2 separate regions of the Mus musculus genome follow, and region 2 is linked to region 1. The links are chromatin loops, found by intact Hi-C in ENCODE. Cell type or tissue: left cerebral cortex. All regions are shown on one strand. Links, peaks and the distances in the headings refer to the core of each region. The heading gives the core; the rest is flanking DNA. Region 1 holds the start of Kcnj3 (potassium inwardly-rectifying channel, subfamily J, member 3). Region 2 has its middle 210 kb from the start of Kcnj3.

Region 1 (16,147 bases), core at 4,574-12,573:
TAAAAACCACTTTTTTTTAATGCTAAACTAATTAAACCCATAGATATCCTTTTTTAAGAAAGGAATGTACCTTATTTAGATGCAATATAATTTATCTTGTAATAGATTATGTGAGCCTTTTGTACTTATCAAATGAAAGCTCTGCTGTGTGTCTCCATGGGGGCCCTTTGTTGGCTTTATAATAACTGTGGGCAGGATCTGTATCCCTGTTTGCACATTGCTTTCCTACTAAACAACACCCTTCAGTCCATGAAATGCCTTTTCCTGCCTCCTTTTATCATCTGTTCCTGCCTACTGCTGCTTACTTCTGTGCTTTCACATCTCTTACGTTTGTTCATACTTTATGTATGCGCACAATGCACCCTGTACTTTATAAGACCCATATTAAAACAAACAGAAACAAATAAAACAAAATAAAATATTGCTAGCAGTGTAAAAAGTATTTTAGAAAGAGCCTAAGATCTGCACCTATTAGAGAACTTTCATGCTTGGGTCAAAGAGGGCAAAGCTAAAGCAAAACTAAATAATTTCTATATTATTTATTTATTTATTTATTCATTCATTTAGGTTATAATGAGCTCCACTGAAACAACCCATATCAGGCCTGGCTCCTAGCAGTTCTGATGGACTCCATCTTAGAACTCTATGACACTTTAGCAGAAAACATTGATCTTATTCAGATATACACATTTCATGTGGATTGATGTTTTTAAAAAGAAGGTTAGGGTCTAAAGAAAAGTTTCACCAAAATCTATTTTGAAGGCGTCAGTCAGGCAAGATAAGATTATAGACAGTGAAAAACAAAATCTCAAGTGCAAGGTATGAAATAAAGACTTCCAACATCTAATTCTTCAGTTTAGAAGCGCTAGTGCCTCGTGTTTAGAAGAGTAATGGGTTGACAACAAACCAAAAGTACTCTGGAGACAAAACAGTCTTAAGAAATTTCAGTGTTTTCAGTTGGAAACTGGGGGGTGGAACACAAATTGCCTTCATGCAATTGATAAGCAAAATTAAAATTAGGCTTGAGAGTTAAATTTTTTCCACCAGACCATTGGGAATTCCATAGAAGGACGAGTAGGAAGCTTCATATTATCCAATGTTTGAAAGTTTGAAAGGCGCTACCCTGTTCTCAGTGTCTTTGAAAACACTGAAAGTAGATTATTATTATTGAATAAATCTATATTTGTGGTTTTTGTTTTTCATTTTCTGAGTAGAAAATGTTACTTAAATTATAAGAAAATATATGTGTACTATAATTATCATGTTTCAATAATATACTGGCATTGGCATTTGTTGACATGAGAATGCAGTATATTGTGTGTTGAATACACATGACTATAGCATCTATAGTGTTAAAATGGTTTACAATAGCAAACTGGATACCCGAACTGATAATTAGTAAGCATATATGCTATTCATAGCAAGTTTTAAAACTTTTAGCCTTTATATAATTTTTCTCCTATATATCATAGCTGACTGTTTTAGGTCACTTCAAGTGTCTCTTACAGAAAATAAGGGTCACTCATTAAAGCAAACATCCCCTCTAATTTTGCTTAGTATTATTATTTTCTCAGTAGCACATGAGTTCTTTTCCATATTGTATAAGAAAATTATTTAAAAACCTATAAGTATTTATTATAATTACCATGCCTGCCAGAAAAACAAATTTAAAACAAGCTACATTAACTTCATTATAATTTCTGTCAATATACAATAAATGTCACATTTTAATACTTTCAGTTTCTAATAAATCATAAGACAAGTACCTCATTACTGCTCTATTATTTGAGTGTGATATTGATTTTATAACCTTGTGTTCATATAGCACCTTGCTGAAACATTATAATATTTTACTTCTTAATTCAAGATACTGTTCTGGTAATAGTAGTAAATGGAAGTGCATAGTAATTCTTTATGAGTATATGCACACTGCAGAGACCCAAAACTTCCATTCATTTTCCACATCTATATCACTGGTCTCTAGTTTAATTTTAATCGTATCTTGGATTTTTAAAAATAAAAATTGACAATGTTTGCAACAACTAAAATAAGTTGTATGTGGAAACACACCAGTTTTATTACATAACCTTATTTGTTTGAAAAATTAAGAATGGCAAAAACTTGAATTCTTGTGAGTAGGATAAACTACTCTTAACGAGAGTTCCCAAGCGATATCCACACACAGGTTCCTTGACAGTGTTCAAAGATTCAGATTGCTCCAGAGCCTCCCTAAACAATATGGAGAGTTCACTCTACACATAGAAGTGAGCACACACAGCTATCACTATCATAACCATGTTTGCAACTCATCCACTTGGCTGTATCTCCCATCCACTTAATTCAAACAGTTGTGAATAAAACGAAACCCTGCCATAAATTACAACAATTGTGTACATCTAAATTGTATAAAAGAACAAAGTCAATTAAAATTATGTAATCATAGCTATCCATGTGAAAAATGTATACCAGAGCCAGGCTGGGAATTTTACACTCTGATATCAAAACTGCTATTTGTTTACTAAGGCAGCATAGAAAGGACTCATGTGATGAAAAGTGACAGGGCAAGTGAACTGCTTTAATTCAAACACTGAACTGGCCAAGTTGGTCAAGAATAATTAGGATGAGGTCTTATAAGTGCTAATGAAAGTGACAGAAGAGCAAAACATTCTTTTAATCCATGGAGAATACTTTTAATTGTATAACAAGTTGAGGCTGGATAAAACAATATAGTTGAGTGGTGCAAACTGAAATTTCAATGGCAAAATTTTACCTCAACCCAAGTATCAGTCATTTTATTACCTCTAAGTTCTGAACCCAGCTATACTTTTTTATATAATCTCAGATTAATTTTTTTCAATAATGAACTATTAATTTGTGGTTATCGTTTTCAGTTTGTGAACATTTGAAAACCACTCTGGAAAATCCGTGGAAGAGGAGGAAGAGGAGGAGGAGGGGGGAGAGAAGGAAGAAGAAGAAGAAGAAGAAGAAGAAGAAGAAGAAGAAGAGGAGGAGGAGGAGGAGGAGGAGGAGGAGGAGGAGGAGGAGGAGGAGGAGGAGGAGGAGGAGGAATAGGGAGAGGAAGAGGATGAGGAAGAAAAAGTGGTGACATCTGTAGACCTTCAGAGAGAACTAGACTTTAATTCCTCTTTCTCAGACTCTAATTTGCAAATAACTAGGGGACACTTCTTGTTTGCGGTGCTGTCTTCTGAGGGCTACAAGGACCTTACCTTAATAACAACCCTATGATCAATTTGTTTTGGCGTTTACAGCACTGATGTTAGGAAGCAATCTTCTTTAATGGATGCTCAAAAGCTTCAAGTAAAATCTATAATTGACAAAGTCTTCATAGAAACAGGCAATTAAGAATAAAATTAACAAGAGACTCTACAGGGAAAGCACTCAAGCTTTCACAGAATGCATCTCTAGAGGGATACACACACACACACACACACACACACACACACACACACATTATAGTTTTTAAAGAAACAGATATGGTGCCTTCTGTTTTACTAAGAGCTTCCTGGATCTGCTATGTTTGTTTAAAAGATGACCACAGTTAAACTTACTGTGTCCTGAAGAGTAATCCACCTAGTAGCATTATTGGGACAGGGTACACTGCAGACTAAACTCAAACTAAAGTTGAGGCAACTTCCAACATCTAATTCTTCCCATTAGAAGCCTTAGTGCCTCATGTGTAGAAGAGTATTGAGTTGGCAACAAACCAAAAGTGCTCCAGGGACAAAACAGTAGTGGGAGAACAGGAGCCCACAGCTCTCCCTACCACCATTATGGTGTGCTGCAGCACATCAGAGGTGAGGAATATAAACAAGAACAGGGACAAAACCAGAACTGGCAACTATGCCCTCTGCCCAATTACCATCCCTTTTTACCCCTCCCCACATCGCACCCCCTCCTCCAAAGAAGTTTACCTGTGGTGGAAGGAAAAAACCCTGGAGGGAAAACCCAGAGGAGGGAGCAGAGTGGTTCCCAAGGGGATTAAATCTTTGGGTTTCTGGGGTGGGGGGGTGGGGGGACATCTGCTTGAAGAAGGGGAGGGCTGCACTTACTTTGAGCAGCTTGCAGCGGATCTGCGCGGAGACCATGTGGCTGTTGCGCAGGTTGCCCACCCGGAACATGAGAGTGAGTTTTCCGTCCCTCATGGAGATAACCGCATGCTCGCTAAACATGAGGGTCTCGGCGCGCTTTTTGGGCTGGGACATCTTGATGAACATGCAGCCGATGAGGAAAGCGTCCACGATGGAGCCAAGGATGGACTGGAAGAGGAAGAGGATGATGCCCTCGGGGCACTTATCTGTGATGTAGCGGTAGCCATAGCCGATGGTGGCCTCGGTCTCGATGAAGAAGAGGAAGGCAGAGGGGAAGTTATAGACATTGGCCACACAGGGAGTGTAGTTGCCGACATGGGCTTTGTTCAGGTCGCCCCGGGTATAAGCGATCACCCACCACATGGACGCCATGAAGAGCCAGGCCACGGTGTAGGTGAGGATGAAGATAAAGAGGTTCCAACGCCACTTGAGATCCACCAGGGTAGTGAAGAGGTCCGAAAGGTAGCGACTGGTCTCGCTGCCCAGGTTACCATGCTGCACATTGCACCGGCCGTTCTTGTCCACGAACCGCTGCCGTTTCTTCTTGGGCACCAGCTGCTGCTGCGGGCCCTGTCCTGGCCCCTGAGGCTGTAAGCCCGAACCGCTCGACGAAGTGGTCACTACCTGGTAATCGTCCCCAAATTTCCTTCGGAGTGCAGACATAATACGGAGGGGCGAGCCAGATTCAAACACGAAGCGGAGGCGCAGGAGCCAAGCGCTGCAAACCAGCACCAATAAGGAGGTGGGGGCAGGGGATGAAAGCAGGAGGGGAGGGGACGAAAGCAGGCGCCTGGGTTGGGGGTGGGGGTGGGGAGCACCCTGCAGGTAGCAGCAGTCTTTGCCCCGTCCGGATGCCTCTCCTCCCCTGGGACAGAGGCTTTCTTTCCAGGAGCAGGGCTAAAACAGAAGTGTTCTCCCACACTCAAGGCAAGGGGAATGCAAGGGGCAAGAACCCAAGTGAAAATTTGCCTCTGAGCTCTTTGAGGCTTCTCTTTTTCCCCCCACCATCACCATCCCGGGCCACCTCTTACCTTTCCACGGCACCCCACCCTCGACTGTCCTGCAGCACCCATGAACTGGTTGCTGAAAATTAATGAGTTTGACAAACAAGTCCCACCCCACCTGCTAACTCCCCAAGCTTCTAAACTGCTCCACCTGCCTGGTCCAGACCCTCCCCCCTCCCAGCTGCACCCTAATCACCCGCCCCCCAGGAGTGTCCCTAGGTCCCTTGTCACTCCCGCCTCCTATCTTTTAGCCAAAATCCCGCCCAGAGGCATGTCTCCTGGGCAGCGGTGCAACGCCCCCTACCCACTCTCTGCTGGTTCAGAATCCCCCTCCCGGGACTCTAGAGACCTGTACTCCTGAGGTGCGCCGGCGGCCGAGTTTTCACGCGCTCCACCTGGGCCTTTGGGTGGACTCTCCGGAGGGGGTGAGCGGACGTCAAGCTACCCCTGCGCTCCAGGGAGCTCTGGAAGCCTGGGCACTCACCCAGTGACAGAGAACAGGCGGAGGCTCTGCAAGCAGCACAGGCAGTCTGGCCAAGCACCCTGCGCTTAGGGTGCCTGACCCCTTTCTACTTTTCTTGGTGTTCCAAGATGAGAACCAATGCAGGTGTGTCAGGCTCCGTGCCTCCCTGGGGACACTACACAGCCTCTGCCAGAAACCCCTGATGCTCCAAGCAGAGACTGACTCGGACGCCTGACTCCCGGGTTCCTTAGCGTGCGATGCCCTCTTTCCAGGCGACAGTGCGACTGCTGAACGGAGGTCAGACTTTCAGGTTAAACACCGGCTTTTGCTCCAGCTTTTCCCATGCCTCTCAATAGAAACATTTGAGTCTTCCTTCCTTCGATCTCCTATTCCATGTCCGCCCTTTGCTTGTCCCGGATGGATGGAGGATGCAAGGCTCAAGCGGAGGCAACCAGAATGAGGTGTGTGTGTGCTGGTGCGTGTGATCAGCTGCAGAACCACACTAGCCCCGCCTGTCCTTGCCTTCCCCCGCTGCTCAACCAGCCTGAATTGCACCTCCGCGCCTGGGTTGAGCCTGCAGTGTCTGGCAGCTTAGAGAATGTGAGCCCCTCCAATGAGAAGCAGCTTTAAATCTGCTCCCAAAAGGCAGCCAACTCTTCCCCCCTCCCATCCCGCATCAATCAGAAAGCCCCCAGAAAGCAACAAATGCTGCTTTCTGCGGGGAGTACAATATGTCTCTATTTCTAGGACTTTCTTTTAAGCGAATAGAATACTAGGATTTGGGAATGCATCATCAACAGAGATTCGACTTTCAGATAGGCATATTCAGAACCCAAAATTACCAAACCAGAGGGACCTGACAATCAAGAAAGGCTACACTGAACGGAAACACCAAACCCTTTCTGAAAATGATTCTATGAGGGGGGCTTAGAATAACTACAGTTAGTGTGTGGCAATAATTGAGGGAAAAGTGCCACATTTTAATGGCCCCAGCCTGGCAGTTAACTTAATGGAGGGGGCAAAGTGCAAAAACAGCTGATATAGAGCCCTTGAGTAAATGCCAGCTTATTTACCACATTTCATGCTCGTTTTAAAATGTCATGGAGTCTTATGCCATGTTCCATACAGTCCAGATATGCAAAGTTGGTAGTAAGTCATCAACTCTTGCTATAAAAACAAAGGTTGACTATAAGAACTGGAAACAAAAAAAGCACACAATCACTAGACCATTTCTCCCTGGTAGACACTCACTGCTCCTCTGCCCTAAGACAAACATTCATGCACTCAAAAGCAGAGGACTTGCAAAACGTTTAGCTCCAATTACAGCTTCTCCTATGGGGTCTCTGCAAAGAGGACAGCAATGTATTCTCTGGAGGTTAGACAAAACAGGGACTCTCTGGCCCTGGAATCCTAAGGCCCTTTTGAATACAGCTATATCATTTACAAGCTGGGTGACCTTGAGCAAGAGAAAAACCGTGGAGCCTGAATTTCCCCCTCCAAAAAAATAAATAAATGAAAATGAGAGTTTTATATTTTCCCGGTGATGATAGAGAAACAAAGGAATAAAAGAAAAGTAATGCTATTTTTATTATTTATTTTACTATTTAATCATTTCTCCTCCAAAGGATATACTGGGCTGCCAAGTTTTAGCAGTGCAAAGAGGAGACCATGAGTGAGTTATTTAAGTCGTTGCCATGATGTGACCTACCACAACTCCTTATCTTATTTCTGTTTCTCCTCCACTCTGTCCTTGGCAGGCTGCTGTTTCGATTGCTAAAACACTTGCAGACCTAAGCTGATCCCTGGGCTACTCCAGGGTCTTCTTTCTCACCCTGTAATATTCTTGTCCTTCCCATGGGTCTTATTGCCTCCCTGTTTAAGTGTGTTCTCCATAGAAAAGCCTTCCTTAGTATCTCAGACCCTCTTTGTCTCATCAGTCAGGTTCCTTGCTCATGAGCAAGTTTTCTTGATGCTGTTTTCTTTCTGTCAATGTTCTTCTCCCTCTGTTGGCAATCTGATAAAACAGGCTCTACAAGGGTGAAAGTCCTGTCCTTTTTGCCTTTCTTTGTCTCTCCTTCCTAGAATTGTACTGGTCTCATGCTTGGCAAACCATATTTCTTGGATTATTACATATGTCAGTCTAAACCGTTAGCAGCTCCCCAACAATTCACTAAATCTATACTCAGAATGTAACCTGCACTAACTGGCATCCCTTACTTGAAAGAATACGAAAGAACATTGATGCTTAAAAGAGAATATTTCTTGTTACATTAAGAATTTATGTTCTATCAGTCTTTTGGATCTTTACCCAATATGTTTGAAATAATACCTGTACTTTATTTAAAAGGACATGACTAACCTTTCTTTAGGACCCTAGTCAGCCAAACATGGTGGAGTATGATTTTTAATCCCATCATCCAGTAGACAGAGGCAATCAGATCTCTGTGAGTTTGAGGCAAGCTCCAGGCCATCCATGTATAAATAGTGAGGCTCTTATAGAATCATGATGGTTTAATAACAAAAAACAAAGTATTTTCATATCTTCCTACCACCATTCCTTGGTGAGTACTAAACTCAAATTGATTTAATTGCATTGTTTCAGAATGATTGACTTTAAGTTTTTATCTGAGTTAATGAATCTTTTGACAATTGTTTTATGAATTTTTGCCTGGGAGTAGAGCAGAGTTTTCAACCATTTCTGAAATAGCATGAAGCTTTTTTACTTCTGCCATTTGTACTGCATGTAGTACAGGCAAAGTGTCACTCTAGTAGTAACAATTATTAAGTCAAAATATCGTTCAACTGAAAAATCTTGAATTTGCTTCACATGCTGTGATGTCAAATAGTCATCCATGATATACTTCTTTTCCTATAAATAAACTCAAAAAATCGCACAGGTTTATACATTTGTTTTTGTCTTTTACAAGTAGTAAACAGTTACATAAACAAAAGAGTTATTTTAAAATAAAGTCATCTTTTATTATTAATAACATTTGATTTGTTTATATACTTTGCATGCTGAGTGTCCAAGTTGAAAGTTTAAGAAGACTTGGTCAACTTTAATCCTCTTTTTACACATGAGCACACTGTGGGTACAGAGAGTAAATGATTCATGTAACGTAACGGCACACACAGAAAACTAGAGGCTGAAATTTGAATTCAAGTAGTGTGTCCTCAGAGCCTTTGTGGTCCATCCATCTTCTTCCAGCAGTGTTAGAAGAGTAGTTTATTACTCCTAACCTAGACCTTGGGACCCTCTTCTCCACAGGGCATGTTTCTCATTGATGTGAACTTTGATAGACATCCAAAATGGTCTCACATAGCCTATCAAACTCTTTTCTACGTTTCATTCAGAATGAGCTCTTCTCTAGTCAGCTCTGACTGCTAGCAATGATGCTCCATATTAACTCACCTTCAAATAACACACCTCATTTTTCATTACATTGTGTTCTTCCTAAGAAATGTACATCTCAGACACTAGCATACAAGAGGGTAAAAGAACTCATCCACATTTCATGTCAACACCCACTTCTTGCATAACACTGAATCCTCCCAGTGACAATAATCCATCCTTTCCTTTGGTGCCCATTTCTTCCGACTTCATCATGACATGTTTAATATTCCAGTCTGTGTGGAGACTAGAATTCACCAAAATTGTCTAAATAGAAGGCAAACTCCCTGAGCCTGTATCTGCTAATATTTGATACTCTCTTTACTTCAGGGGTACATCCTAACCTTGTATATGTAAAGTACTTAAGAGAGGTCTGAAGAACCAAGCTTTACAAAGAGCTCACTGAAATGCTCCAGGCAACATCACGAGTATCTTAAGGTTGAATTTGGAGAGCCTAGCTAGAAAGACAGTAAGGCAAGGCTTCTAATATACACTGGTTCGCTTTAGGTCTCTGTCACTTTAGAGGCACAGTACTGCCTGCTAAGTTTAATCGTTTCTCATATGCTATCATGTCACTCTTCCCACATGACTGAAGCCTTGACCTCTTTGTGACATTGAGTCCCGCTCCTTGAAAATATTTACAGATGAACCAAGCTCCTCTCTCCTTGTGAGGACAGCTGCTTCCAGGATGAGGATCTGGAGGGCAGCCAGCCACACAGTGCTGAGGCCAGGCGATTGTGTGGAGAACAGATGACAGAAGGCCACTGAATCCGATGGTATTGGATAAACTGAGGGCAAACCTTATGCATGGACTGGGTCAAAATGTGGCAAAGGCACAGAATTACATACCAGGGCACAACTGACATAAAAGTCAGGGGAAAAAAATTGCAGAAGGCATAAACATTTGGAGTCTTCTGTTTGAAGATAAGGTGGTAGATCACAAGCAAACTAACCTGGAGTTCAGAGGGAAAGAGAACAAAGCTATATTTAACAACAGGCTCAGATAAGGCCAGGCTACATATTTATTCTGCCTAGAGAGTACTTTTGGCAATGTCTTATTTGCTGTGTCCAAAATAAGTAATATCATGAATAACTGGTACTTCAAAAATGAAGGATGTGATTTTGTATTTTATACTAAAAAAGCATGACTTTGAACATGCAGTTATCCTATTATGTAACTGAACAGTGTGAGGAAAAGTACATACCTAATATAAAAGATAAAACCTCTGCCCCTGAGAAGACCAAATTCTAAAAATGACTTAATCGGCCAACTGTGACAAAAGCAAGTCTTTGAGCACCCCAGTGTACCTGGAGTGGGCCTCCTCATTCATGGACTGTGACTGTGATGCACCACGTGACTGTGGGAAGGCTTGCCGGCTTGCTGGCTTGCTAGAATTATTAATTTCTTGAATAAAAAAAGTGGCCGATATTATTTGTAGGTGATTTTCTTCTCATTTTTCCAAAAGGAAAATGAAGGAGTGGCAAGCCGGAGACCTAAAGCTTTCATCCTTCAAAAGGCTACGTGCTCCCATTGCCAACAGAGGTTTGGCTACATCTGGGAAGAGGTCACTTTTTGAAATGCTATATGCAATTCTGAGAAATAGAATGATATTCCTTTTCTCACTCTCCTAAAAAAAGAATACAGAAGTTATTTTCTCCCATGCCAAAAAAAGAAGAAGAAGAAAACCAAAGAGAGAAATCAGTTTGAGATTTGATTGCACAGATGAGAACAGAGGCCTTGCCAGACCATGGAAGATGACTCAGGAAGCCTTTAATCTTGGCTCCAACCTGGTCTCTGCCTAAGGGTTCAGAAAGAGGTAATAACCCATTGTCACTAGGAGGCCATTTATTAGCAAGGCTTTCCTCACTGACCCTTCTCTTTACCACAGAGCTGTGCCACAGAGTAGTCTGGTGTATAAAAGAATAAAGACTTTTTAATAGTCTTCTGGAAGTTGGTCTACTTAATAAGGTAAACATTTGTTCTATAAGGTATAAATGTATTGAGGTGGTATACAGAAAACAAACATCCGTACCAATATCAGTATTTCTAAGTTGCCCTCGGGAACATCAATGGAGTTACAGATACACACACACACACACACACACACACACACACACACAGAGAGAGATTATACTTACTTTGATATGCCAGACAATGAAAGTATGTTTACTATGTATCTATCATTAGGCCAAAGTTGACAGGTGGGGAATAATGAAGTCATCATACTAACAGGATGTATTATCAACATTATCTATAACAATAGCAATACTCTATGGATGTGGCAACTATTAAATAAAGAGGATTACTTTATTAGCAATCAGAACAAGTTCCTTAGGGAACTTTTCCAGCTAATGAAACTCTTCCAAGTTCTATCTTACTAGAATCATATTTTGTTCATCATTAGGTAATAGAATTTCAAACCATTTTACAACTCCAAAACTAAAAGATAAAATTCACAACAAAAGTAGGGACAAGATCTGTATATAATTAGAAAAAAATAAAGAATGTTTATGTATGTTTGATAATTAATATTGACTATCAGTTACCTAGAAGATGGACATCTAGGCATACCAGTGAGGGTTTAAGAAGTTAGGCTCTGATCATCTCTTCATAGAGCCTAAATTATTAAACCCTCACTGGCTTGCCTAGATGTCTAGAAGGATTATCTAAATTTGGATAATGGAGATTGTAAAGTCAACAGTTCATGTACTTATCTAGTCCACAGGCTGAGGTGCTAGACTGAAGGAGGAGGAGGAAGTTGAGGAGAAGAAGAAGCAGCAGCAGAAGAAAAAGAAAAGAATGCATAATGTTCTAAGGTTTCTAAATACATATGCAAACTAACCCGCCACATCATGCTCCTACTATGATGTCCCTATGTGGTCCACATTACCCTAGACTATGAGCTGAAATAAACCCGTCCTTACTAAAATTGCTTTTGTCAGGAAACTTACTTCAGCATCAAGGCAAGAAACAGCCTTCACTCCCAGTTAGGAATCCCATATGAAGACTAAGCTACTAAGGCATAACATATAATTCAGAGGACCTAACTCAGACCCTTCTTGATCTTTGTAAGCTTCCATGAGTTCTGGTCAGCTGATTCTATAGTAAAGCAAAAGATAATCATGATACAATCCTCAGACCAGGAGGCTAAGTAACAAGGATGGCTTAAGGCTGGGACACAAGGATCTCCCTGGGAAGAAAAAATAGAATAGATTTTGCTAGTGGACTGGAGCAGGTGATGTTGGGAACAGAAGAGCTCAGGTGGGGGGAGGAGAAAATACTGGGAGAAACAACTGGCATTGGGGGCATTTCAGAGGCAAGGCAGAAACCTAGTCCAACAGAAACTCCATGGAATCTACTAGAGTAACCTTAGGAATGTATCCTAGTAATGGGGGACACTTAGCCTGAAAGAGCTCTTCTGTAACCAGGCAAGGCCTCAAGTGGAGGGATTGGGACACCAATACATCTACAAAACCTTTTATCTACAGTTTGTCTTGCCTGTAGAATGGTTTGAATCCAGAGCAATCATCAGCAGAGAGACTTTATGCAGCAACTGCTATCAGGAGCAGACGCAGAGTCCCGCAATCTCCAACAATAGGTGGAGCCCAGGGAGTGTTGCAGATGAGAAGAGGAAGAACCAGCAGAACCAGAAGGGTCACCACAAGAAACTTCATTTGCAATGTGAGGTTTTGAAAAGATTGAAACTTAATGGGACTATGATACTGATAGAGGCAGAGTCAATGGGAGTTGATAGGATTCGCTAAACTAATCAGGTAGAATGCTTATTAAACACATTATTTAAAAGAAGGAGTGACCAGATTATCTAGAACTAACTGTCAGTGTTATTACCTGTCTTTTGGCATGCGACATCCTTTATAACCAGGGGAAATTGTCAGCCACAGTTATATTACAAAATAGAATCCTGTTAAGTCTCCAGAACTGTGAATTAAGAAAATGTATTTTCTTTATAAAGTTTTGTAGCCTGGAACATGTAGGAATAACGATGAAGAAGTACTACTAAACCCATAAAAGGCACGGAAGATGACCATAATTTAGCAGAAAACTAAGCCATGATGTAAATCAGATACATGTTTACCAAGAAAAATAGGAGCTCTGGAATAAAAGTAACTTACCCTGGTCAGAGAAAGCCTGGACCTTAAACCCAACTAAGCTGCTAATAACTGGCATCCACCAGCGGAAGAGCTGCTTCTGAGAGGACCTGCATGGTTCAAGAGATTGGGAAGAGTGTGACAGCTGTTTCTTCCAGCTAAAGGGGAAACTCCCTGACTGGAAGAGCTAGTAGAATCTGTCCTTGGCTGTTTCTTCAGAAGTCTACTTAGAGATACCTAGAAGTACTTCCATAATTTTACAAAGTCATATTGAATGTACACATTGCAACCTTGGCCTCATTTTGGTGCAGTTACCTCAGACCCTGTGACGGACCATGGGAGTCCCAGGGCTATTTCGGGTCTCAGCTTTGATAGATGTGGCTAGAAAGTAGAAATTCCCCATTGCTGATGCTTTAGCATCTTCCAGTACTAAAGGCTGCTCGAAAACTGCATGGGGGAGACAGAGAGGGAGAACAATGGATCAGTGTGACAGCAGTACACAGCTAGGGACAGAGGAGAACTCGGGAAGTTAGGAAAGATACTGGGAGACAAGGTATGAAGAATGGCAGCCAAAGGTTTTATGGCAGGTAATCTAAGTGAGAAAGGGAAGGAGCGTGGAGAATACAATTTTCTGAAATAGAATAATCAAATAAGCATGTTTACCGCTACTAGCTATGCATTAGCATTACCTTTGGACTTCACTCCAGATCATTTATATCAAGCACTGCAGGAGTGTAACCCTGGCGGGCTTCAGTATTTTTCAAAAGCCTCTCTGTTGGTACTGACAGCATAGCTGGGAATGTGAAGCTGCTGCTTACAAAGTGCACCCCATTAGCAAGAGGCTTCCTAGGAAATGTCACCTACAAGATCCCCATCCATCTTTTCCCCTGTCCTGACAGCCCTCATCTGTAGTGCCAAACTGAGTGTGGATTGGTGACTCCTTTTTCACCACTCACCAGAGTTCACCATTGCTGCACATAAATGTCTGGTTACAGGAGGTCCTTTCCTTCAGTGAGAGCACCTAAGCAAAGCATAATACGTTTTGCACTGAGGGCAAGTTAAACCAATCCTACCACACAGTCATAAATAAAACATGAATAGGGGAATCCAGAGCTACTGGTTGTAAAACCCATAAATGTTTCAAGTTACTCATTAATAATGTTCCTGCTTTCTGCGGAGGAGTATGTAAAAGTTCTGCTTTCATAATTCTTTCTTCTACTAGGTATCACCTTTTCCAGAATCAAGGAAAAAAGGGGAAAAAAAAGCAGAGGAAAAGGGAAGGAAAGAAACACATACATTTACATCGTTGCAATGACAATTTACAAACCAGTCGAGAACTTTATCAGTATGCAGCCAGAAGGACCATGCATGTTGGTCAGTTTTGTTTTCTATGTTTTTCTTGCTGTTCTTTTTATGATTTATTTTATATATAATATATTATAAACACAGTACACACATAATGTATTATAGACACATTATGTAATATATATTATAGACATATTATATATAAACATATATGTTCATCTGCACTATGATTATTTGGACACAATGGAATAAGGAGTAACTGCAGTAATGAAAACAATTACTAGAAACCAGAATATCATTTTATTTTACTTGCTCTTATGCATAATTTCACCTTAATTTTCTCCAGGAAGTTCTATAATAGTCATCAGTTGGTTATTCACTTAGAGAAAGAAACCAGTTTCAAGGTTAGTACACTGAATGACAATATAGACCTGCTTACCTTCATGATTACCCAGCAGCCCACCAAATCGTAGTCTGGATCCTCCAGGAAACCACAGAAGTGGCCACTGATATTCTTTTATAAACTAAGTGGAAATAAAGTAAGACTTTCCACTTCTTTTCATGCAGTCATTTTTCCAACTTAAGCAACACAAATCTGAAACGGAGTAAGTACCAATTTCGGATCAAACTGGTCTGAAAACAAAAGTTATAAACAGTTTGCTTACAGAATAATTGTATATATGCTACCTATATGCTGTGACAACATAGTTAAAATCATAGCTCTAGAAACATCTGCAGGCAGCAGTTATAACTAACTTAATTGCTAAAGCTAATCTTGTTCCTTCTCTCAATTTTTACTGATCATCTGTTCTCCAAACTGAGCTAAGATGACTTATTAAATAAATACATTCATTAAAACTGTGAGTTGTAGAGGTGGAGAGATGGCTCAGCAGTTAAAAACATTAAGGGCACTGGTTGCTCTTCCAGTGGCCCTGAGTTCAATTTTCAGCAACTACATCGTAGCTCATAACTATCTACAATATGATCTGATGCCCTCTTCTGCCATGCAGGTGTGCATGTAGATAGAGCACTCATACTTAAAATTAAAAAAACAAAAACAAAAAAAAAACTGTGAATTGTGTATTATACTCATTGGTATCAGTAAGATGTTCCACAATACTTAGATGTCAGCATTGTTTCAGTGATGTATCAAGCTTTAAATAAGAAAAGGGAATAAAATTTAATGAAGCTATCAACTATTGAATTAACTTTTATGTTAATTATATTAACATTACTATATCTGTAGAAAATATTTTTTCCTGCATGATTATCTTAGTAAAAGCAAAGCAGTGTGTAACCATCAGAAGGAAGATCACGAAGGTCAATGCCCAGTTCCAGCCATCAATCAAGTGCATATTCAATTTTGCATTCTGTGAGGCTGGAGTTGCTGCTGATGCAATGTCCTCACATATTCAGTCAATGTCAGAATACAAACACCACCAAATAAACCCTTGTGTCAAAATGTCATCGAGTGATTAGTTCTGCTTCTTGACACAGAAATGAATGACAAGATGGCTTCTATGGCTGCAAAAGGTCTCATATCAATTGTTGCAGGTAACATAGATGAAGGACAAGATAGTCTCCTCAGAATATACTTCAACTGTCCCAATTGATTAACATGTTAGCACTGGCCAAAACAGCAAGCACTGCTGTGCTTACCCAGGAAAAATATTTTGCTTAGACCATTTTATGTAAAACACTTAAGAAATAACATGCACCACTGGATTCCCTCTGTCAAGAATAAATTCTGTATCTACAACTAAAA
Region 2 (16,147 bases), core at 3,865-11,864, 210 kb after region 1:
TCCCACACAGACGAGAGTCTTAAGTCTGGTCTGTGGCTGGAGCATAGGAAGGCCTTCTGATGGGAGATTAGGCACAGCTCATTAGGAGAAAGTTGATCCCATTGTCCAAGCACAGCAGGCCTTTATGAACAGAGACAGTCTATGTTTTTAGCGCTTTATTGTAGAAAGGCAGGGGGAAAGAGAAAAGGGAGAGAGAGAGAGAGAGAGAGAGAGAGAGAGAGAGAGAGAGAGAGAGAGAGAGAGAGAGACTGGCCATGGCCAAAAGGAGAGAAAGGGGAAAGAGAGAGAGAAGAAAGGCTAGAGAGTAAGAAGTTAGAGAGAGTAAGAGGGAGAGAGTAAGAGGGCGAGAGCAAGGTGGGGCCAGCAGCCCCTCTTATTGTGGGCTGTTATCTTCTTGTTGCTAGGTAACTGGGGAGGAATCTAGCCTTGTGACATTGTGTACATGACTGAAAGCCACAAGCTTCTCCTGTGGGGGCTGTGGGGGCGGTAACTTCCATAGGAGCCAGGGGTCTTGGAGACATGAGGGAACGCCAACCATTCCATGTAGGCATTCTACCAGGTTCTACCAGAGTTCACAACCTCAGCTCGACTGGAGACCAGCCTGTGTGTACACAGCCCATTGCCCCACAAATGTGTGTCTCAGGGTTTCATTGCTGTAAAGAGACACCATGACCAAGGCAACTGTTATGAAGGAAACATTTAATTGGGGCTGATTTAGAGGTTCAGCAGTTCAACCATTATCATCATGGTGGGTATATTGCTGGAGGAGCTGACAGTTCTTGATCCAAAGATGGCCAGAAAGAAACTGGCTTCTACAAGCAGTTAGGAGGAGGTTCTCTTCCACAATGGACAGAATGTGACCACAGAACCTCAAAGCCTACCACCACAGTGATGTATTTCCACCAACAAGACCACACCTACTCAACCAGGCTACAACTACTGCCACTTCCAATGAGCCAAGCATATTTAAACCACCACATTGCACTCCCTGGCATCCATAGGCTTATTCAAACATAAAGAGTCTATGTACCATAATGCAAAATGTATTTAGTCTAATTCCCAAAGTTTCCATAGTCTCTAACAGTCTCAACAATGTTTAAAAGCTGAAGTTCAAAGTTTCTTCCAAGATTCATGCAAACTGTAATTCCCTATCAAATCAAAATTAAAGGATTATGAATAATAGAGAATTTATAACATTCTCACAGCCAACGTCATGAAAAATACAAAGTACTTAAAGCATTCCTACTAAGACTATGGGCATGATGCCCACACTCTCTATTCCCGATCAACATAGTGTTTGAAGAATTGGCTAAAGTAATAAGAGAAATAAATGAGATAAAATGGATGTGCATAAGAAAGAAAACATTCAAAATATCATTGTTTGCACATTATATGAATTTATGCATAAAATACACTAAAAACTCCACCAGAAAACTCTTATAGGTAATAAATTCATTCAGGAAAGTAACAGGATGCAACAACATTCCAGGCTCTGGAAGCTTTATCTCTTATTGATTTCATAATGTTAAAAGCTGCTGATTTGAAAGCCTCCTCCCTGAGTAATACCTTTCATGGTACCAGAAGTCTCCATGGAAACTTCCAAAGGAAGGAAGCAACCCAAAGTCCTAAGCAGCTATGATGACAATGAAAGATGACAACAACATAAGAGTTGTTTGTTTGTTTGTTTTTGTTAGCTATGCCTCAGGTAATCCAAAATATCACCTAAGAATAGACCTTGTCTGATGTCATTCTCACGAATCAGCTGTTTGGCTCTATACACATAGTTTGCTTCTATTTCACATTCCTTGTCTGTATTCTAGATTATTTGTATTCTTATCAATTCACAAATTGAGACTAAAAACAATAAGAGTGTTGTTTGGTTTTTTTTTTTTTCATACCACATTCAGGAAACCAAAGGCTGACACTTCCTTCACCATCGCAAGAAAAAGCACAGGGAGACAAGTGGTTTAGTCTATGTGCATCAGTGCAAGACGTCTTTAGAATATCAGTTCCCAACCCATGTGCCAAGCTCTCTTCACCAAAGTTGGGAAAAATCTCAAGCAGACGTGTTATAAAAAATTTAAGAACTGAAATTAACTTGCTTCTATTTTTTGTATTAGTTATTCTATATAGAGGAATAGCACAAGAACACATAGATATATGTAAGGATTTATAAAAAGAGATGTAGACACATATAATCTTTAGGTCTTAAAGTATTTATTTTTAAACCCAGCTATTTTAAAAAAATATCTCATGTGAAATTATTTTATCTAGAATCAGCTACTCTATAGAACTTTTTCTAACACTTGAGGGGAAGTGTATACAGTTCTTTAGCTAATGTGTGTAATATTATGTTTCTGTATTTATAAGACCAAAGGCTCTGAAAGAGATCTATGAGTATGTAACATGTATTTTAGAAAATTAATACTGAATTTCACACAGAAATAATCTCACACAAACTCTTAATAAGAAATAATTTCACACAAAATCTTGTGAAATGCTCGACCTTCATGCTATCTAACTAACACAAAACTCCATATTGCAGGTTTTATATTTTGATTCAAGTATCAAAATCAAAACAAAGAAGGCTCTCTACTGTTTTCCTAAGTAATCATGGGATAATTTTTTGACTTTTCATAGAATCTACAAATAGCAAAACCAAAGATGGTCCATAGAAATTGGGAGTGGGGAGTGTAACCAAGGCTCCTCAGGATTAAAAGCTTCAGGGCAATGTCTGAATATTTCTAGGGTAGGAGTTCCCAACCAGTGTATCACAGCCTTTTCACAAGGACTAAGACCATCTGCATAGTAAATATTTGCATAACAGTTTATAGCAGCAGCAAAATTACAGTTATGAAGTAGCAACAAAAACTATTTTGTGGTTGGGTATCACTACATATGAGGGACTATATTTAGGGGTCACAGCATTAGGAAGATTGAGAAACACTGTTCAAGGATGTTTTCTGGTTGTGTGTTTTATGAGGTTATATCAATGATAAACTCCTATTGCCCTAATGAATCCTAAGATTTAGACATTCCTAGTAAGCAAATTTCCAAGACAATTGCTCCTTTAGACTAAATTAAAATGATTTCTTGGGACTTTGATTTTGAAAAAAAATTATATGCCAAAGGGGAACAGATTCTGCCAAAATTATAAAGGCTGCAGACAAGAACATGGCAAGTTGCCATAACTCTGATGGTTTGTATAATGAAAGAAACAGAATAACCTATAGACAGAAAGAATTTGGATTATTATACCTACTCAAATTAACACCCCCCCACACACACAACACTAATCATTGCTTCAATTTAATTCTATAATGTTACTATTGTTCTGCAAAGAATGGGAATAAATAGCAGCTGCTAGTATTTAATTAGCACTGTCTCCTCAAGATCTTCATTACGTCATTACACTTCGTAGTTTATTCAGGCTTCACTATTATTTTCTATAACACTTCTGAGTTTTCAGATTCCTTTATACCACTCCTGCCTGGATATTAGAAAGCATTCATTTAATAGTTACTTCATACAAAGAATAATTACTAGAAGATATGGCAGTAAGATTGCTAGGAAGAGTGGAAAGGTAAAGCCTTTTAAAGCACACCCTATCTTCAAGATAGCCCCTAAGCTTGCTTACTAAGTAATTAATTGCCAAGACCAAACAGCAATCTGGGTGCAGTCATACACTGACATTAAGAGACCCTCAAGTCTGCTGTCCTATTGATTGTAGCTTTCCCCAAATACTTGAGCTGACAGAAATCTAAAGTAACCTACTGTGTAGAAATAAGATTGTTCTTACTTAAGAATCCAGTCTAACACACACAGGACAGAATTCCCTTAGTCCAACATTTTTCTAAGGAAGTATTGCTGTTTTCACTTCGTGTAGACACAATAAGTATTCAGACTGTATTTGTAATCTTTCCAATACCTCCTACTCTCCTTCCTCAGAAATTCGAACATATATATTTATTTATATATTCAAGCACATTAATTTTATGTATACATTCTTTAATATGTAAATGCTACTTCATTTTACTTAGAAATCCAAGAATCTGCTGTCTCCTGTTTCAAAAGCAACTATTTATAGGACTTAAAGACTATTATTGTATAAAGAGTAGGTTGCAAAAAAGCTACTTTAGCATTGAGCCTTGTATATGAGGCATTACATTTCAAGGAGAAATGTTAGGAGTATTTTCTCAAAAGCAAATTACTGGTTTTGAAAAGCAACTGAATGTCCCAGTCAGTTCAGTATAGTTGTTAATTTACTTTTGAGAAATTACTCCTAACAATTCCACTTGAAATGTAATGGTTCACAGATGTTTCTGCTCCCTTAAGTGCTAAACCTCACTTACAATTTTTGGTAAGGTACAGGACCATGCTGTGCCTCTATTAGGCAATACAAATTATTGAGAGCTTGGAATATTTGTAATCACAAATTATCATGAGATATTTTTCTGTACTATTGTTTTGCTGTGCAGAGTTGTCTTAATTAAAATTTCTATTGCTGGGAAGGAACACCATGGCCATGATAACGCTTACTAAAAAAAAAAAAAAAAAAAAAAAAAATTGGGGGTTTCAGTGGTTCAGTCAATTATCAATGGCAGGAATCACTCTGGCATACAGGCAGACATGGTACTGGGTAAGAAGTCCAGAGTTCTACATCTGAATAGGCAGCCAGCAGGAAAGAGAGTGATCCTTCATCACTGTCTTGACCATTTAATACCTCAAAGCCTAGGCTTAGTGAAACACTTTCTCCAACAAGGCCACACTCAGAGGATGAAGCATTTTTGTTCTATCAAGTTTTCCTTACCGTGACCTACTACCTCACTATGGACCTAGAGAAAAGAAAACAAATGAGCAAAGAAAAATGTGGCATGTTCTCTGCAGTTAATTTTGTAGGTATTTTCTCACAAGTGAACCCTGACTAGTGTTAATACTCTCCACATGAGTGTTTGCAAACCTTTTGTTGCTGGTGTTGGGTTTTGTTTTGTTTTGTTTTGTTTTGTTTTGTTTTGTTTTTAATATCGTTTTCCTGGGTGTAACAGGTTCTGAATCATGAAGATAAAAGCACTATGAACACAGGACAAGACCAGTGGTAGAATTTACAGGCTGAATTATGAGAAATGAAGAGACAGAAGTAACAAGTCAAGTAAGTCCCACAAAAATACTCCAAAAAACAAACTGAAGATAGACAACACAAATTGAGAATGGATTCCAAAGATGAACTCTTCCAGTATTCACTAGAAATATTGTAGAATCCAAGTCATCAAAGTGGAGAAGAATTGACTATGAGAGCAGTGTTGGTTGTGTATGAAGAGAGATCGAGTTGCGAAAGAAAAACCCCACCCCTGTACGCAGAACAATGTCTCCCAGAAGTTTTCCTGTGCTATTATGGTTCTTTTGCCCACATGCCAGCTCTGTAAGTGTCCTTGGCACTTATACAAATGCCCCTCATTTGGGGAATTGTAGGTTGATGCTGAAAATGATAGAAAAAATAATGAAGCTCTGACACAAGGCCATGTCCTTTGTTTGACCTTCACTATTTCTGATAATAAAATCTTTATGGTTCTCCTAGGGACATTCACCCTCCAGGGGTAGCAGTTCATTTTCATTTTTCTAGGGTTGCAGAATTCGAAGTGACCATGGGTTTCATGCTCAAGTCAACAGAATATGCTCTATAGCTATCTGAATCCCTTTCTACTCTACTGGCATCTTTCCAGCCTGTGGGTATTATATTGAGTTTATTCTCAAAATCACATTTTCCAGCATTTTTCATGAGACTTGGAAAATAAATAAATAAATAAATAAATAAATTTCTTATACCAGTCAGCTTTGTTTACACTAATGTTCATAAAGTATATCTCAATAACATTCATTTAAAATGTTTTAGAATCCATAAAAATTATAGATTTTAGTACATTAGTCAATAAGACATTTATGATTGCATAGAGGCGACTGTAAAAACTGAGGTTTCATGTATTCTCATTAACGTCACTTTTCTTACGTTCATCGTAGGTTTACTATTAATATCCTCTTCAGTTCTGAAATGAATATAACAATAGGTATTTCAATTTGTTATTTAGTAAATGAATAAATGAAACAATAATGGGAATTATTTGATACCTCATATAATACACATAAATTAGATCAAACTGACTTATCATACCTCTGCCACAATCAAGAACAAATATATAAATGTACACACACACACACACACACACACACACACACACACACACACACACACACATATATATATATATATATATATATATATAATCATTGAACTTATAAACACTGAGAATGAAGTAATGGCTACTGGTGGCTGGGGAGTAGAAAGAATGGATGATGGATGATGGAAAAGTGATCAAGAGGTGTTAAGTTACAGTTAGGAAGGAATAAGTTCTGGTTTGCAGCTGATGGCTGGTGACTATAGATAACAATGATACGCCATACATTTCAAAAGCTAGAAGAAATTATTTTGCCATATGGAGATGGTAGGTATTTTAGGAGATTTCTGTGTATAAATTGAAGTTCACATAATGTATCCATGTATCAAAACATTATGTTATCTCAGTTGTATTTTATATGAATTAACATTTTTTTAAATAGCATAGTCTTATTAAAGCTCCAGTCTACTAATTTGTTTGCCAATGATCTCAGAAGTAACAGCTGGTCTAGCTAAGATTGATTTATTTATTCTAATTCCTGGCTTCTCTCTGTTCCTAACAAAATCTGAAATCCATGGCAAATGAGACAGGCTGCTATTGAAGAGAATTAACAGAGTTAAAGAATAGAGCTACAGACAGTCAAACACAGGGGCATCGGGATTATGGATCAGGTTCAGACAGAGATGAAAAACTGAGAGAAGACCAGCCCACAGAAGGTCATTTCTAAATGACAACGATAGCTTCCACTTCGTGTCAATGCACACACCCCAGAATCCCACTTCCACACTGTCACAGCTTACTGGAGAACACAATGGCTCGAGCGTTTGTTGCTAGGGGAACATTGATTACGTTTGTTTGTTTTCTATTTCAAGCAGCAGATTTCTCACTTCGGTACTTTAAATAGTCACAAAAGAATAATCAGTTCTGCTCATCACTCATCTTTCCCTTGGCATGCTGTAAAAAAAAAGAGAAAAGAAGAAAAAAGAAAGAGAGAGAGACAGAGAGAGAAAGAGAGGAAGGAAGGAAGGAAGGAAGGAAGGAAGGAAGGAAGGAAGGAAGGAAGGAAGGAAGGAGGTCGTGATATTATTGTATATATTTGGTAATAAATTTTTAACAATTATTGTTACCTATAAAATGAAATATCAGCAAGAACTCTTTTCTTTGGTCATTAAGAAACTAAGGCATGAAATTGGGAAGAGTTGGGCACGAGATGAATACAATCAAATACATTATATACAGCTATGAAATTCTTTTTTTTTCTTTTTCCAATTTTTTATGCAGATGCTGGTGAGGATGTAGAGAAAGAGGAACACTCCTCCATTGTTGGTGGGGTTACAAGTTTGTACAACCACTCTGGAAATCAGTCTAGCAGTTCCTCAGAAAATTGGACATAGTACTACCAGAGGATCCAGCAATACCTCTCCTGGGCATGTATCCAGAAGATGTTCCAACTGGTAATAAGAACACATGCTCCACTATGTTCATAGCAGCTATGAAATTCTTAAAGAATAAATTAAAAATTAAGTCATTGCTCTGGATAGAGAACAGTGGTGTAGCTCAGGTTTTATCTTTGTGGCCAGTCTAGTTGCTGTGTCCTGCTCAGTTCTCTCTGGTGACTTTTATCCATCCTGTCCTTTTCTTGTGAATATTCAACTCCATGTTTATGTAATGTTTTGCCCAAGCAAGTCCTGTCCTGTTGTAGTCACTGTACTTCCACTTGGCTTTCAATTGTTTTTTAAAGTTCTCAAGTATGGTTTAGAGCTTTAGACCCACATTGCAGTTTTCTATTGAAGTACTATTGGAGATCTCAGTGGCAGTGACTGGGAGCCCTGATACAAAATCCCTATTGGCATAACACATACAGATTTGTTGTTAGTGGGCTTGTAGTTCATAGCATTTACTATGAATTTCTAGAGTCAGAAGGATTCTGCAGCTGTGGAAAGGTCAGCCTAATGGTAGATGTTTGTTAGGGCATTGATCTCATGAATCCTGGAAAGTTGAAGAGCAGCTGATGCAGTGAAAATAAAACAGTATTGGTTATTCCCATTGTTTCCTTAACTATAGACATTGTTCTTTCTTATGTGACTTTTGGATACTCATGCACCAAGAAATCCTTAATCTTTAATTTTGAAGGTGTAAAAATAATCTGTTAATGTTAATTAATATATTAACTAGAAGATAAATTAGTGGATATTGTTCAAATCACTTATTCATAGATTTGCATCTATTTTTCTACCTGAAACTGTAGCTATTCTCTGTAATTAATGTGGATTTCTATATATTTCATTTCTGTTATAATAGATTTACCTTCATGATTTGGATGGCTTTAGTATTGGATTTTAAATGTGTATATCTTTTTATATTTTCTCAATTAGTTGGATATATTAACAGAAAAATTTGGCATTCTTCTTGATAATAGGGTTTTAGACACTTTTCATTATTTTAACTTAACTGGTATCAGTATTAACTTTGCGTGTCAACTATATCTATCCAAAATATGCATAGTAGTTTCTTGCTTCTAAATAATATCCACTATGAAAATTATTTTAAAAATATCTGTCTACTTACATTTGATGTGAATAATGAGTTTAGACAGAATCATAGCCTACCATAATTAAATTTTTATTTGTCTTCATTGCTATATGATCTCTGAACCTTATCCTTTGTATTTGTAGAGAAATTAATACTTTTAATAATTACATAATCAAAAACAAATCTATATAAAATTTTTAAGAAATGTGTGAAATGCTGATATATGACCACCTTGCATTGTCTCACTTTTGTTTGTTTCATGTTTTATTTATACATGTTTTCACATATATAACCTATGTTGTTATTTATTTAAACAAACAATATATCAGACTAATGTGTGTGTGTAAAATGAATTTAAAACTACTTTGCTTATCATCATACTTGTACATTGTAGTGTTCTGTTCATCAGCTTGTTTTTCCCGAGAATGTTTTATTTTGTCTTCCAAAACATCTTTAAAGCTCCTCTTGGAGAACTTTATTTTTATGCTACTATTAAAGACAAATTTATCATTCATTTTAAGTAGTATTTTAATGAATGTAAATTTTAAGCTGAGCATGTGTTTGTTCATTTTTTTCATCTTTTATTTCCTTTCAGTTATAAAATGATGTCACACATCAGCCTAGCAATTGTCAGAGGAACATCATTTCTAAAGAATTCTATGTGCATGATATTTTTGCCTCCATCTTTTTTTTAATCTTTGACATTTGTTTTCAATGTGAAAATAGTGATTTTCAAAAATATATATCATTGTATTTTCTGCAGAGTATAAAGTCTCTACCCCATCTTTCTGATTTAAATCAACACCAGCACAACACATACATGCAAACACATGCACACAGACACGTAAATAGCTATTTTCTGTGTGTACCATAGAACCTTTTCTCTTCTAGGCAATTTTTTTTTATTGAAATCAGAGCAGCTAGTTGTGTTTCTCTAACATCTGCCATCACAGCCTTGTTCAATTCTTGATATTTTGCAACAAATATGGAAACAGTCATGGGTTTTTTTCAAATATCTTTCAATCTCTATGTTTTTTTCCCAAACAATAGTTAAAAATATATGTATGGTGAAATTTCTCCTTCCTCATCATTTAAGCTGATTACCTACCTACCTCATCTCTCCTGTCTATTCTTCATATAAATAAATTATAATATTTATACACTTGATTATCATTTTAGTCTGTTCACTTTAATATTCAATCCTGTCAACATTCCATTTCATTCAGTGTCATTTCAGCTTAATACATTCAGTTCCTTTCTTCTTTTCCTTCCTTCTTTCGTCTTTCCTTTCTTCCTTCCTTTTTTCTTTCTGTCTAGATTTCCATTTGTTCATTTATTCATCTATTTATTTTAAAAATAACAAAAAATATATTGTAATACAATAAAACAAAAGTTATCACATCAAAGTCAGATAATCCAAAGAAACAGAAGGAAAAGAGCCCAAAAGAGGGTACAAGAATATGAAACCCACTAATTCGCATGTTTAGAAATACCATAAAAACATTAAAATACAAGCTTGAATATAAGCACCAAGGTCATGGGACAGATCCATGTAGGCCCTGTCCTGGCTGCTTTGGTATCTTGGGTTCATATAAGCTTTGTGGTTTTATTTAGAGGGCCTTGTTCTCTGGTGTGCTCCATCTATGGGTCTGCATTCAGTCCCTCTGTTGTGCTGGGCATGGCTGCTGGGATGCTAAAACATGGGGAGTAGTTGACTGCATCTCCCTGTTGCTGGGCTTTAGGGAAGCACTGGGACAATTTTCTGGGGGTGAGAGTATACAGTCTAAGTAGGAGGAGGCTGAACTTGAGGTTCTTTGACTCCGGACATCTATTCCCTGATGGAGTGCCAGACAGAGGAGTTGGGAACGATGGATTAGGAGTCCACAGGCCTGTAATAAGGCTGTAACCACTGGTGACTCACGGGCTGAGGACAACTACAAATCTGGGAAAGGCCAGGGAAATCGGGATTTCCAGCTTAGTTCATTGGTGAGTGTAGCAGAGGTTGTCTAGAAGTGCAGAGAGGCCTTCTATGGGAGACATAGGCTGTGGCTCTGTAGGCAAAGGCATTCTCCATGCTCCCCACAGCAGTTTCTATGGAAGTGACAGTCTATGTTTATCCATGTTCATCTTGGAAAAGGGATTATTACCAACTCAAGGTGGACCAGAGATGACATACCTTTTGCATGGAGGGATATCTTGGAATGAGAGCTTATTGGCTAAACCCACAGAGCCTCTAGGTACCCGATTAGAATGGAGAACTCTGTTCTGGACCACAGTGACTAACATGGAGAGTGTGGTACATGTTCCAGGCCAGGAATCTGGCACCTACCGTCTTAGGTGGATCCCGAGTACCATTCTCAGATTTGTCTGAATGATAATGTCCTTTGGCATGCAGAAGATTCTCATTTTCCTGAGATCTCATTAACTGTTGATCTTAGCACCTATGCTAATGATGTACTGTTAAGAAAGCCTTCTTCTGTGCCAATAAATTAAAGGCTATTCTCCAATTACTCTCCTATCAGGTTCAAGGTATCTCATTTTATGTTGAGGCTTGATGCATTTGGAGTTGAATTGTATGCATCATGGTAAGTGGGAATCTATTTGGATTCTTCTATATGGAATAATCCAGTTTGACCGGCACTATTTGTTGAAGATGCTGACTTTTTTTCCAGTATATGTTTCTGGCCTTTTTATCCAAAATCAGGTATCTATAGGTGTGGATTCATGTATAGGTTTTCAACTAGATTCCAATAATCAAAGTGTGTATTTTTGTGCTAATATCATTCTGTTTTTATTAGTATATCTCTATAGTACAACATAAAATTGAGAATTGTGATACCTCCAGCAGTGCCATTAACATTAAGGATTATTGGGGAAAAGTTCAAAAACATTTGCAGGGTATTTGGCATAATTCCAACACCTCTCTGGATGTTTTAACCTTGCATAGTGAGATTATGAATTTAAAGAATGCTGCTTTGTTGAGCTTTGATTCTACATGTATTGCTGATTAAATTATTCATGGCCTGCAGTCAGTATTTCCATCTTGGTCAAACTTTAAGAATGGCATATATGGCTTTATCATGTTAGCCCTTCCTGTCCTGGGAATACTTTTATTCTTGCCCATCATGTTAAAGATTGTCTTTAACAAAATCAACATGTTGGCAGCCAAAGTACATGGCTCAAAACTAAAAGTGAATCCCTAAACAGAGTTATTAATTTAAGAAACTGGCAGCCAAGGACAGGTAAGTTCTGTACAGAGCCTTACCAACCTAAGACAAAATGGCATTGCTTTTGATAATGCCAATTCTACAACGGATAAGGAAGGCATTCTTGTCAGAACACTTAAGACAGTGCCACAGACCTTCTGGGTCCCTGTGTCTGCATGGAACGGGGTCTCTCGACACGGGTGGGCAAAGTGTGGATGAGCGAAAAACAGACACACACACAGGAGAGTTCGTGTGGAATTTGAGTGTAATTTTACAACTCGAGCATCAGACTTTTTATGCAGAGGACAATAAGGAAGTTGGGTGACATATTCGCAAGGTACAATTGAGGTAACCGGAATCTTACTTAAAACAGAGGAATGCAAACACAAAAGGTCCACCCAGGATAGAATACATTGATAATAGCTGGGCTCAACAAGGGCTCCACCTAAAATTCACTAATCTTAGAAGCCAGGGTCAAGGGCTTTGCGTCCTTGCTATAGTTTTAGTCTCTTGTATAGTCCACCTTCCCCTTAGGCCATTGTAAATACGTGTGTATGGGTGTAACTTTGCTATAGTATCTATTCTGGTTTCTCCTTTGGTCTGAAACTTCCTTCTTCCTAAATGATGGTAAATTCCTGTGTAAGGGAGTGACTTAGCTTTTACAATCTTGCTGAATTCTAAACCCTTGATCTCGGTCAAGGACGCCCTTGGACTGTTGCAACACTGGCGGAAGGCTTTAGCCATGTCAGAGCACTTATAGGAAAATACTGAAAGAGAGCACGTGGATCCATACTCTAGACTAGCGCAGTAATGGAACTCGGGAATGAAAAATTAATGTATGGGTAGAGAACACTAGACTCCAGGAGAGCTTCCTTGAAACACTTTTGCCTCATGAATGACTTTTAAGCCTTTCGGCTTGTCCAGTTGATTCGACCGGAGAGTGTAGCAAGACAGGTGTAATCTTGTTTATAAAATAAAAAAGGAGGAGATGTGGAGAGCGTCTTTGGGGTCCACTTGGCAGGAATCTGACTTTGGTCAAGGACAAGGAAATGGGCTTCAGACAGGAATCTGACATTGGCAATGGCAAGGAAGTAAGCTCAGTCAGAAATCTGACATCAGGGCATAAGGAAGTAAACTTAGGCAAGAATCTAACTTTAGGCTATAATAGGGAAGTAGGTTAAGGCAGGAATTTTAATCTTAGGTTAAAACAAAAGAAGTAGGCTTCAGGCAAGATTTTGGGCTTGGACAAGGAAGTGGGCTCAGGTATTTTGTTCATTCTGATAAGCCCTTGGAAACAACTGTTGTGGGAGTAATCATGGGACTTAATTGTCATGCAAGATCTTTATTGTACTGCTCGCCCTTTATACTTGCAGGGAACTAAAATGATATAAAAGCAGATTGAAAAACAATTAACCCTGCCGTCAGTCTCAGAATTTGGCTGAGGTCATGCAAAAAAAAAAAAAAAAAAAAAAAAAAAAGATTATTCGCAGCTATCCAGTTTGTTGTTCTTACATTGATTTTGCTTCTCTTTGGTGTGCATGTGCCCATATGATGCTGAAAATTATTCTTTAAGATCTATGAAGAAGTATGTTGGAATTTTGATGGGGATTTCATAATTCTGTATATTGCTTTTGGTAGGACAAACTTCTTCACTCTGTTAATCTTCCTGATCCTTAAGCATGGGATATTTTTCCATCTTCAGATATGTTCTTCAGTTTCTTTGTTCACTTACTTAAAGTCTGACTTGCTTGCTTAAAAAAAAAAGATATTTTATACATTCTTTAATGTTATTGTTAAAGGTGTTATTTTTTCTGATTTCTTTTTCAGACCATTTGTCACTTATCTATAGGAGGGCTACTGATTTCTGTGAGTTTTGAATCCAGTAACTTTGCTGAGTGTGTTTATCATCAGTAGGAGTCTCATGGTGAAATTTACTGGGTCACTTACATGTACTCTTATATCATCTGTAAATAAATGTGTTTTTGACTATATTTTTGCCAAATTAAATCCATCTGTTGTTGTTTAGTTGTCTCATGGTCTAGCTAAGACTTCAAATACTACGAAGAACAGGTATGAGAAAAGTGGAAAACTTGTATTGTTCTTGATGTTATTGGATTTGCTTTGAGTTTCTATCAAACTTGATGCTTGATGTTGTCTGTGGGCTTGCAGTAAATTGCCTTTATTATGTTGAGCATGCCCCTTTATTCCTATTCTTTCAAGGACTTTCATTATGAATGGATATTTAATTTTGTCTATGGCATTTTTACATCTAATAGGATGATAGCATGGGTTTTTTTTCTTTTAATATCTGCAGATGGCTTATGATCTTCTGTGCCCTAATGTTTGGTTTGTTTGAGTTGGCTGGCAGTGTTCTCTTGGTGGATTTTTTTTTCTTTGATGAGAGCATTTGGTATGGTCTCCATCTTCTCCAATTACTGTTGGTTTGCAGTCTATTTTGCCAGATATTAAGACAGTTATACCAGCTTTCAAAATCAATTTTCTTGGAATATCTTTTTCTATTCATTGACTCTGAGGTCTGTCCTTGATATTGAATTTTATTTGTTGTATGTGACAAAAGAATGCATACTGGTTTTGGATGCATTTTATTAGTCTGTGTCTTTTGTATTGGGGAATGGAGAACTTTGGTGTAGAACTATGGTCAGTTTTTGCTGTGTTGCTTCCTTTTGTGTTGTTATTGGTGGTGGTAGTTTCAATAGCTGCAGCGGTGGCAGTGGTGTGTGTGTGTGTGTGTGTGTGTGTGTGTGTGTGTGTGTGTGCATGAGTATGTCCCCTTTAAATTTTCTGGTGTGAGATTATATATTCCTCATGTCCCCCCATTGGATATTTTATTTATTTGCATTTCAAATGTTATCCCCTTCTCATCAGATAAATGCAAATCAAAATGACCCTGAGATTCTACCTTACACCAATCAGAATGGCTAAGATAAAAATCTTGGGTGACATACACTAGCAAGATTTTGCTGAAAGGACCCAGATATAGCTGTATCTTGTGAGACTATGCTAGGGCCTAGCAAACACAGAAGTGGATGCTCACAGTCAGCTATTAGATGGATCACAGGGCTCCCAATGGAGGAGCTAGAGAAAGTACCCAAGGAGCTAAAGGGATCTGCAACCCTATAGGTAGAACAACAATATGAACTAACCAGTACCCCTCCAGAGTTCGTGTTTCTAGCTGCATATGTATCAGAAGATGGCCTAGTCAGCCATCATTGGAAAGAGAGGTCCATTGGTCTTGCAAAGGTTATATGCCTCAGTACAGGGGAGCGCCAGGGCCAAGAAGTGGGAGTATTGGGGTAGGGGAGTGGGGGGGAAGGTATGGGGGGACTTTTGGGATAGCATTGGAAATGTAAATGAAGAAAATGCCTAATTTAAAAAAAATCTTGGGTGACAACACATATTGGTGAAGACATGGAGAAAAAGTAACACTCCTCCATTGCTGGTGGGATTACAAACTAGTACAATCATGGGATTCTTCACATTTCTTAAAGTACAATTTTCATTTCTCTCCTAATGATGTTTTCACAACTTCCATCTTTGTCATTTTTATTCCTATTTGATTATTATGGTCATTAGTTTCTACCCTCTTCTCTCTCTCTCTCTCTCTCTCCCTCAGTATATATATACTGTACTTAAACATTAAAATGTATATTCATGTTTCATTGTATATTGTGGTTTCCTGTTTTTAGCATGATAACCAAACATGGATGTCTTCTTTTGAAAATGCTAATCATATCCCTATTAACAAAAGTTAGTAAATCATCTGGATATCATGAAGAATTAAGGTTTTTTTTTTTCCATCTTTGATGAAAATCTATCAGTGTTTCCCTTAGTCTATGCCAAATGTCTTAGTTGTGTTCCATGGATTTTCTACAATACTCATTTGAAATTTCCAATAAAAACACACAGTAGTTACGAACTTTTAACTTGCCTGAAAGGGTGTCCAAAATCTCTGTGCTGTCAGAATGTGCACCCAGGCCTAGCTGTTTCTTCCTACTTGGCTGCTGCTCTCATCCTGCCTCTCTTTGTATTAGGTATGAAGCAAAGTTGATTTTTCTTAACTCCTATTTCTTAGATTCACCTCTTGGAAACTGGAAAGAAAAAGGAAAAAAAGATACAGATCTCATCAAAAATCCTATATGTTTCTAGGAATCAAGACACTAGTTCATGGACGTTCACTGTTCAGTATCTGTAAAATATTATTTTGTAAATATTTTTGTA

Evidence for each region. Peaks named below come from ENCODE experiments on the same cell type or tissue, not always from the same donor. Only the 100,000 strongest peaks of a DNase experiment are listed, where the experiment ranks them.
Region 2: a loop joins it to region 1, with 2.4 times the contacts of the local background. A loop is called at or near these places in 2 of 42 quality-filtered maps.

The regions. Positions count from the first base shown.
Region 1 is chr2:55,425,826-55,441,972 of GRCm38, reverse strand. It overlaps Kcnj3 (potassium inwardly-rectifying channel, subfamily J, member 3), which reads right to left and starts at 6,003. Exons shown (of 5, transcript NM_001355118.1): 1 at 5,463-6,003; 2 at 5,141-5,192; 3 at 4,071-4,827. The coding sequence starts at 4,772. In left cerebral cortex, for the core only: no CTCF peak of the experiment used is centred there; DNase peaks (open chromatin) are centred at 5,055, 5,537, 6,111, 9,550 and 1 more place; H3K4me3 peaks cover 2,049 bases; H3K27ac peaks cover 2,109 bases.
Region 2 is chr2:55,219,164-55,235,310 of GRCm38, reverse strand. No RefSeq gene overlaps it. Among named protein-coding and RNA genes, the nearest start is that of Kcnj3, 210 kb to the left of the region's middle. In left cerebral cortex, for the core only: no CTCF peak of the experiment used is centred there; DNase peaks (open chromatin) are centred at 3,900, 6,892 and 7,656.